Regions from separate parts of the Homo sapiens genome. Here region 2 is linked to region 1. Evidence: chromatin contacts called from ENCODE Hi-C or POLR2A ChIA-PET data. All regions are on one chromosome and are shown on one strand. Each heading gives the region's core, a stretch centred on a gene start or an enhancer-like site at or near the end of the contact. The rest is flanking DNA. Distances are from core to core; before and after follow the strand shown.

Region 1 (2,802 bases), core at 79-2,578:
TGTGAGGTGCTTCCCCCCTTTCCAGTTTTACTTCATGTTAAAAGCATTTATTCCTTTTACATATCAGGCTTTCTAATTTTCTTCAGGTTACAGTTCTGCTGTCTTTCTTTAAAGAATCTTAAAATTATTTAAAAAGACAGTTTATTTGTGAATCCCTTCAGGGTCTGGGGAATTTTGAATTTCTTCCAGATAACCTTTTATTATAATTTCTAGTATTTTAGCCAGACATGTATACACTGGGTCTTCTTAAACTATATGACTATAACATTAGTTAACCCTTTTCTCTGCCACAGTTTTGCCTCCTCAATCCCATCTCCATCCCCAGTTTTTTAAAAACCTTATTCTCCTCTGATTTATTGCAGACTCAAGAATGAACAATCCGTCAGAAACCAGTAAACCATCTATGGAGAGTGGAGATGGCAACACAGGTAAGAGTTTTCTGATCTAGCTTTTTAATTAACTCTAGTAGAGCACAAAGAAGAAAGTTTCCATGTAACTAGGACTTGTATTTGGCAAATACAGACCAATTTGAGTATTGAGTTGTCAAATATGATTCAGTCCTTTAGGAACTGGGAGGGATTATGTTTGTTTAAGATTACTTAACTTTCTTCTGCAGGCAGCTTCGTTGTTTTGCTTCTGTCTATCAGACAAACTATGCAGAAGTTAGGAAAACTGTCCTTTGGGTCAGATAGTTTTGGATATGAAATATGGGTTTACCACTTACTAGCTTGTGACTTTAGGCAATTTCCCCAATCTTTTTGAGACTTAATTTATTCAATTACAAAATGAGGATAATATATTTCAGGTTATTGTGAGTATTAAAGGAGATGATATATGTGGCATGTTAAGCAAAATGCCAGCTACACAGTAACTATTCAGTAAAATGTTTTTTCTTACAGATGTTAATCAAAATAGTAAATTTTATCTGCCCTACCTTTGCTATAAATTATATTAAAAGTTATGATAGTAAGTAGTTATAGACACATACCCATTTCTAATACATTCTTTTATTTGGTAATTTAAAAAAATTATACTTCATTAAACCTTTTATCAAGAGAAAATTATCATATAAATGAGAATACTGAGGCCCCATGAGAGAAAGGTAAATCTGTAAAGGATGGTTTGTCTCCACGGCTCATACTCTTGAGTCAGTATATTGCTTAGAGGATGTAAGACTATGTATCTTTATCATCTGCCAGAGAGGATACAGGGACTTCCCTGGTTTCTGGTAAAGGTATAAATCAAAATATGAAACCAAATAAGAAGACAGTTATGGGCAAGGATGAACAGAAAGTACTTGCTTCTAAAAACTAGGTTTTTCGCTTGCAGAGAGGGATCCCTTTTGACTTATCATTTTAAAAATGCTTAACCATGGGCAATGGTAAGAGTGAGAGGCACTCTTAATTTGTGGTAAATGGCTGAGTTGGACTAATGTAGCAGTTTTCCTGCCTGTATGTCTTTTGCTGTAAACTCTCCTATACCTGGAGATGCTTATGTTAATCTCTAAACTGTACATACCTCTTTATGTGAAACTGAGCTGTGGGGCTTCCATGTTCACCCCTGTTGTATTTAACACACTTCATAGTACTCTTACTGAGGCTAGCCAAGTAGACTTCTGTAGTATCTCTTAAGAAGGGAAAGGGCAGCATTGTATTCTGTCTGAATTGTCAGCCAGTCTCCTTTTTGTTACTTCTCTGTCCCCTGTTTGGACTCCATCTTTCTTTCTTGTTCAGCACTGGTTCCTATGCCAGTGCCGGTGCTTCAGCCACCTAGCTTAGGTGTGGGAAATGTTTGCAGAGAGAAATAGGGCAGCTGATCCCCTTAAGAGACTAGAGGGTGGGGCAGTGGGCAGGACACCTGTGCCTAAAGAACAGCTTCAAAGAAGAAACATACTTTTTTTTTCCCTAAGGGAAGATAAGCAAATGATTGGAAAACACTGAAAATAGCCATTACATCAGACTACATGGAAATCCCTGTATCTACTTTAATGCTACTACTGTAATAGCAGTTTCAGCAGTTACCATTTATTGAGCAACTACAACACTTTTTTTTTTTTTTTTTTTTTTTTTTGAGATGGAATTTTGCTCTTGTTTCCCAGGCGGGAGTGCAATGGTGCGACCTCGGCTCACTGCAACCTCTGCCTCCTGGGTTCAAGCGATTCTCCTGCCTCAGCCTCCGGAATAGCTGGGATTGCAGGTGCCAGCCACCATGCCCAGCTAATTTTTTGTATTTTTAGTAGAGACAGGGTTTCACCATGTTGGCCGGCTGGTCTTGAACTCTGTGGGCATTACCTGATTTCGAGTTAAGTTATTTTGACAAGTTAGATACCATTATTTCAAATTATAGGAAATTGAGGCACAAAACCAGCCAGGAAATAAAGTCAGGTTTAGGATTCGCAGCCCACATGTAAGTTTCCCCATGAAGTGCAATAAAATAAAACTGAAAATTTAAGCAACACATTGTGTATGTCCAGACCTGTATAAGGTAAGTTCTGACTGGAGCACTTGTTGTAACCGTCTTGTGAATTTCTTGCCTCGTTTTAATATAGAATGTGTGGCAGACTGGTTCCTATCAGACTTGCATATTTACTTACCATGTTTGATATATTAGATATAAAATTACAGTTTATTTAGATAATTGTATGCTTACAAATTGATTTTTATTTAAGCATATAACAAATGAGCCTTCAGACTCTTGAGTTGTTAGTTAACTATTCTTTTTTTGGTAGTTTATGAAAGCAAGTAAAATGTTTAAGGGGAAGAACGCTTAACATTATAGTAAAACTGAAGCCTCACAATTTCT
Region 2 (2,802 bases), core at 102-2,601, 360 kb before region 1:
TCACCTTTCTGATCCCTTTTTCCATTTCTTCCATCATTCTGCCTCCACCTTGATTTGAATGGTTGCCTCTGACCCAGTCCAAGCTATCCAGACATTCCTCACCCCCATCCTACTCCCTTCAGCAGGGCTGCTTTGTGAATCTCTCAGGGCTGGCCACCCCAAGGCCCTGTATCCCTATGGGAATCGGAATCCTCATGTGGGGAAATAGGTTAAGAACAAGAGCATCTACTGACCCCAGCAGAATGGGGAGAAAGTTCACCAAAAAGGAGGGGAGGGCACAGAGGACCCAGCTAGACCAGTGACTTTGATGCTGGGGAGAAGCCCAATGCCTCTAAATCTCTCTGCAAATTATCTTTTAGGGAGCGGAGAGTGCACCTATTAGAAAGGCTCTTCTGCTTTCTAATTATCATTTGGGACCACTCCCCAAATGATACCAAGTAAGAGAGAGCCAGGCTCTAAACTCCACAACCAGTGAAGGTTCCATCCCCATCTTCTTCCCAACCTCCAGTTCCTTGCACCCTCCAGAGAGCCACAGAGAGAATGCCCTGGGTCCCCCTCCTTCTCTAGGGAAGAAATTAAGGAGACAGTCCTCTAGCCTCCACCTCCAGAAAACCAGTTCATTTAATTAATCAGCTCCCTCTGAGCTTCCTTTATTCCAGCCAGGCTTTTCACAAGACTCACAGCATTACAAACTCAGGATAAGACCGAAGGAGAACCGTTTTATGGAGGGGAAATGCATTCGAAAGAACAACCTCAGCGCCAATGAGTCAAACACCTGCATCTAGATGCGTCTCACTTGTCATTGGGCTTCTCCCCCGCCGCCCCCATCATTCTCTCTCTCTCTCTCTCACACACACACACACAAACACATACACAAACACACACGTTGCCCCCTCCCCCACTTTCCACCAGACCGCTAAGCAGCTTTAAACATGGTCAGTAAGGAGGAAAATGGGGGGGCGGGGGGCGCGGTGAGAACAGAACCACTACAGGAATATACAAAGTTATTCGTTTCTGTTGAAAAGGACTCTTACCTGTTAGCCAGAAGAGAGAAATCCACCTCAGCAAGACCCTATCCATCTTCCCCAACTTCCCAGCCGAATTACGGAGTGAGGAAAGTGGGAAATGGCTGGAACAGAAGGATCGCTGTCACCCCGCGGCAGCGGGCGGCGGCGGAGCGGCGGGCACCGGGCGTCCCTGGGCGCAGCGCCCGCCGGGCCGGCCGCGCAGGCGGGGCCGGGGGCTGGATCGCGCCGCCGGCTGAGCGCGCGCTGCCGCGGGCTTCCGGGGTCCGCGCAGCGCTCGGCGGCGCATCCGCATGCCCAGGCAGCGCGGCACGGGGCGAGCGTCTCCCCGCCGCAGAGCCCGCCGCGCGGGGGAGCTCGGCCGCCGCACCGCCTCCCGCGCCTCCGCCCCGCCGCCCGCTGCCGCGACTGCCAAAGTTTCTCGGTCACGTGCTGGCCCCCGGCGGCCCAAAGGTCAGCGTGGAGTGATTGAGGCCACGCGGAGAGAGGGGGTCTCTGGGTGGCAGGCAGCGAGAGGCGCGGGGGAGGCCGCCCCGCGGGCCGCGCCGAGCGGGGAGCGACCATCGCGGCTTCTCCCAGGGACGCCCGCGCTCGGGAACCCGGGCGAGAACGCTGGCTGGGGACTCGAGCAGGGGAGCCTGTGTCTGCGGGCAGCCACAGCCAACCTGAACGGGGAGAGAGTGACAGCGGCGAGGGTGGGGGACGGCGGGGACTTGGCGTAACTTCTTACAGGACTTAACTAGCAAGTCCTCTAGGCTAGAATGTTCGCTTCTGCGGTACCCCCGCCCCTCCGTCTGGTTTCCTTTTTGACAGTGCAAGGAACCAGGCAAGAGGCTCCGCAGAATTGAAAAAGGTAGGCGGGAATCTCGCGTCATTACTTTTTCCTGTTAAAATATGAGGTAGAATAAGGGCATCCGGCCCTTTAACAGAAAATATGTAAAACCAGAATGAGATAAATGATTATAACGGCTTAAATCCATCCAACACTTTATAGATTCCAGCACGCATTCACATGGATTATTCCTATTTGTCAGACGGATTTGTCTTGTGTCTCAAAATGTATGTGTTGAGAGAGAACTGAGAAATGTATGATTTGCTTAAGAAATATATTTATGAAGCCTCTACTAGGTGCTAAGAACTAAGGTTACAAAGTGGAATGAGATAGACTTCCTGCCCTTAGGAGCCTCATCTTGGGTCGAGGAAAGGGAGGAAGGTCAGACCATTAAAGACATGATACTTATTCCTAGTAAAACGGGGCAAGTGCAATAATGGAGACATAGAGAAAGTGCCTTGGGAACATAGAGGAAGGACTAAGTTAGTCGTGGGTGGGGAGGGGGCACCACGATAAAGGAGGGGTAACATCTGAGCTGGCATTTGCAGAAAGCACAAGATTTGAGCCATTCAAGGATCCCTGGTGGAAAGGGGGCAGGCGAGGGCATTCTGGGCAGAGGAAAGAGACATAGCAGAAAGGTCTCAAGTAGCATCTGAAAACAGAGTGGTGCCAGGCTGGAGGGGAGTTCCTGGAGCAGACAGACTCCACACCTAAGAGTGAATGTGTACACAGACAGGGAGAATATGTATGTGAACATGTGAGAAATGGGAAGAATAGACCCTGGGCAGCTGTCTTTTATGGCTGCCTGACATCTCAATTCCCTTCTTATTCTGAGAAATTCCAACTGCAGAAGCCAGAAAGTCTAGAGCCACCTCCCTGACCATCCCAGCTGGAATGCAGGCCCGGGCCCCTGGCATAGCCAGGCTGACCTCTCCCTCAGAGCTT

What was found. Hi-C counts contacts between places; a loop is a spot of excess contacts on that map. ChIA-PET counts read pairs that join two places held with the same protein, here RNA polymerase II (POLR2A). Pooled maps may share reads with other maps.
Region 2: a loop to region 1 is called in a pooled map, with 2.4 times the contacts of the local background. The contact joins the promoter of ILDR2 here to the enhancer-like site in region 1. A Hi-C loop is called at or near these places in 2 of 37 single-sample maps with no recorded cell type and 3 of 50 pooled maps. POLR2A ChIA-PET finds 5 or more read pairs at or near these places in 1 of 52 experiments (activated T-cell).

The regions. Positions count from the first base shown.
Region 1 is chr1:167,332,108-167,334,909 of GRCh38, forward strand. POU2F1 (POU class 2 homeobox 1) reads left to right here. Exons shown (of 16, transcript NM_002697.4): 2 at 363-428. Among named protein-coding and RNA genes, the nearest start is that of POU2F1, 110 kb to the left of the region's middle. Within about 2 kb of position 1,329, at least 2 of the 41 ENCODE cell types and tissues checked have a DNase peak (open chromatin) inside an H3K27ac peak, as active enhancers do.
Region 2 is chr1:166,974,189-166,976,990 of GRCh38, forward strand. It overlaps ILDR2 (immunoglobulin like domain containing receptor 2), which reads right to left and starts at 1,352. Exons shown (of 10, transcript NM_199351.3): 1 at 1,035-1,352. The coding sequence starts at 1,080. It also overlaps a transcript of MAEL not described here. RefSeq lists silencers at 1,202-1,251, 1,312-1,601, 1,722-1,771.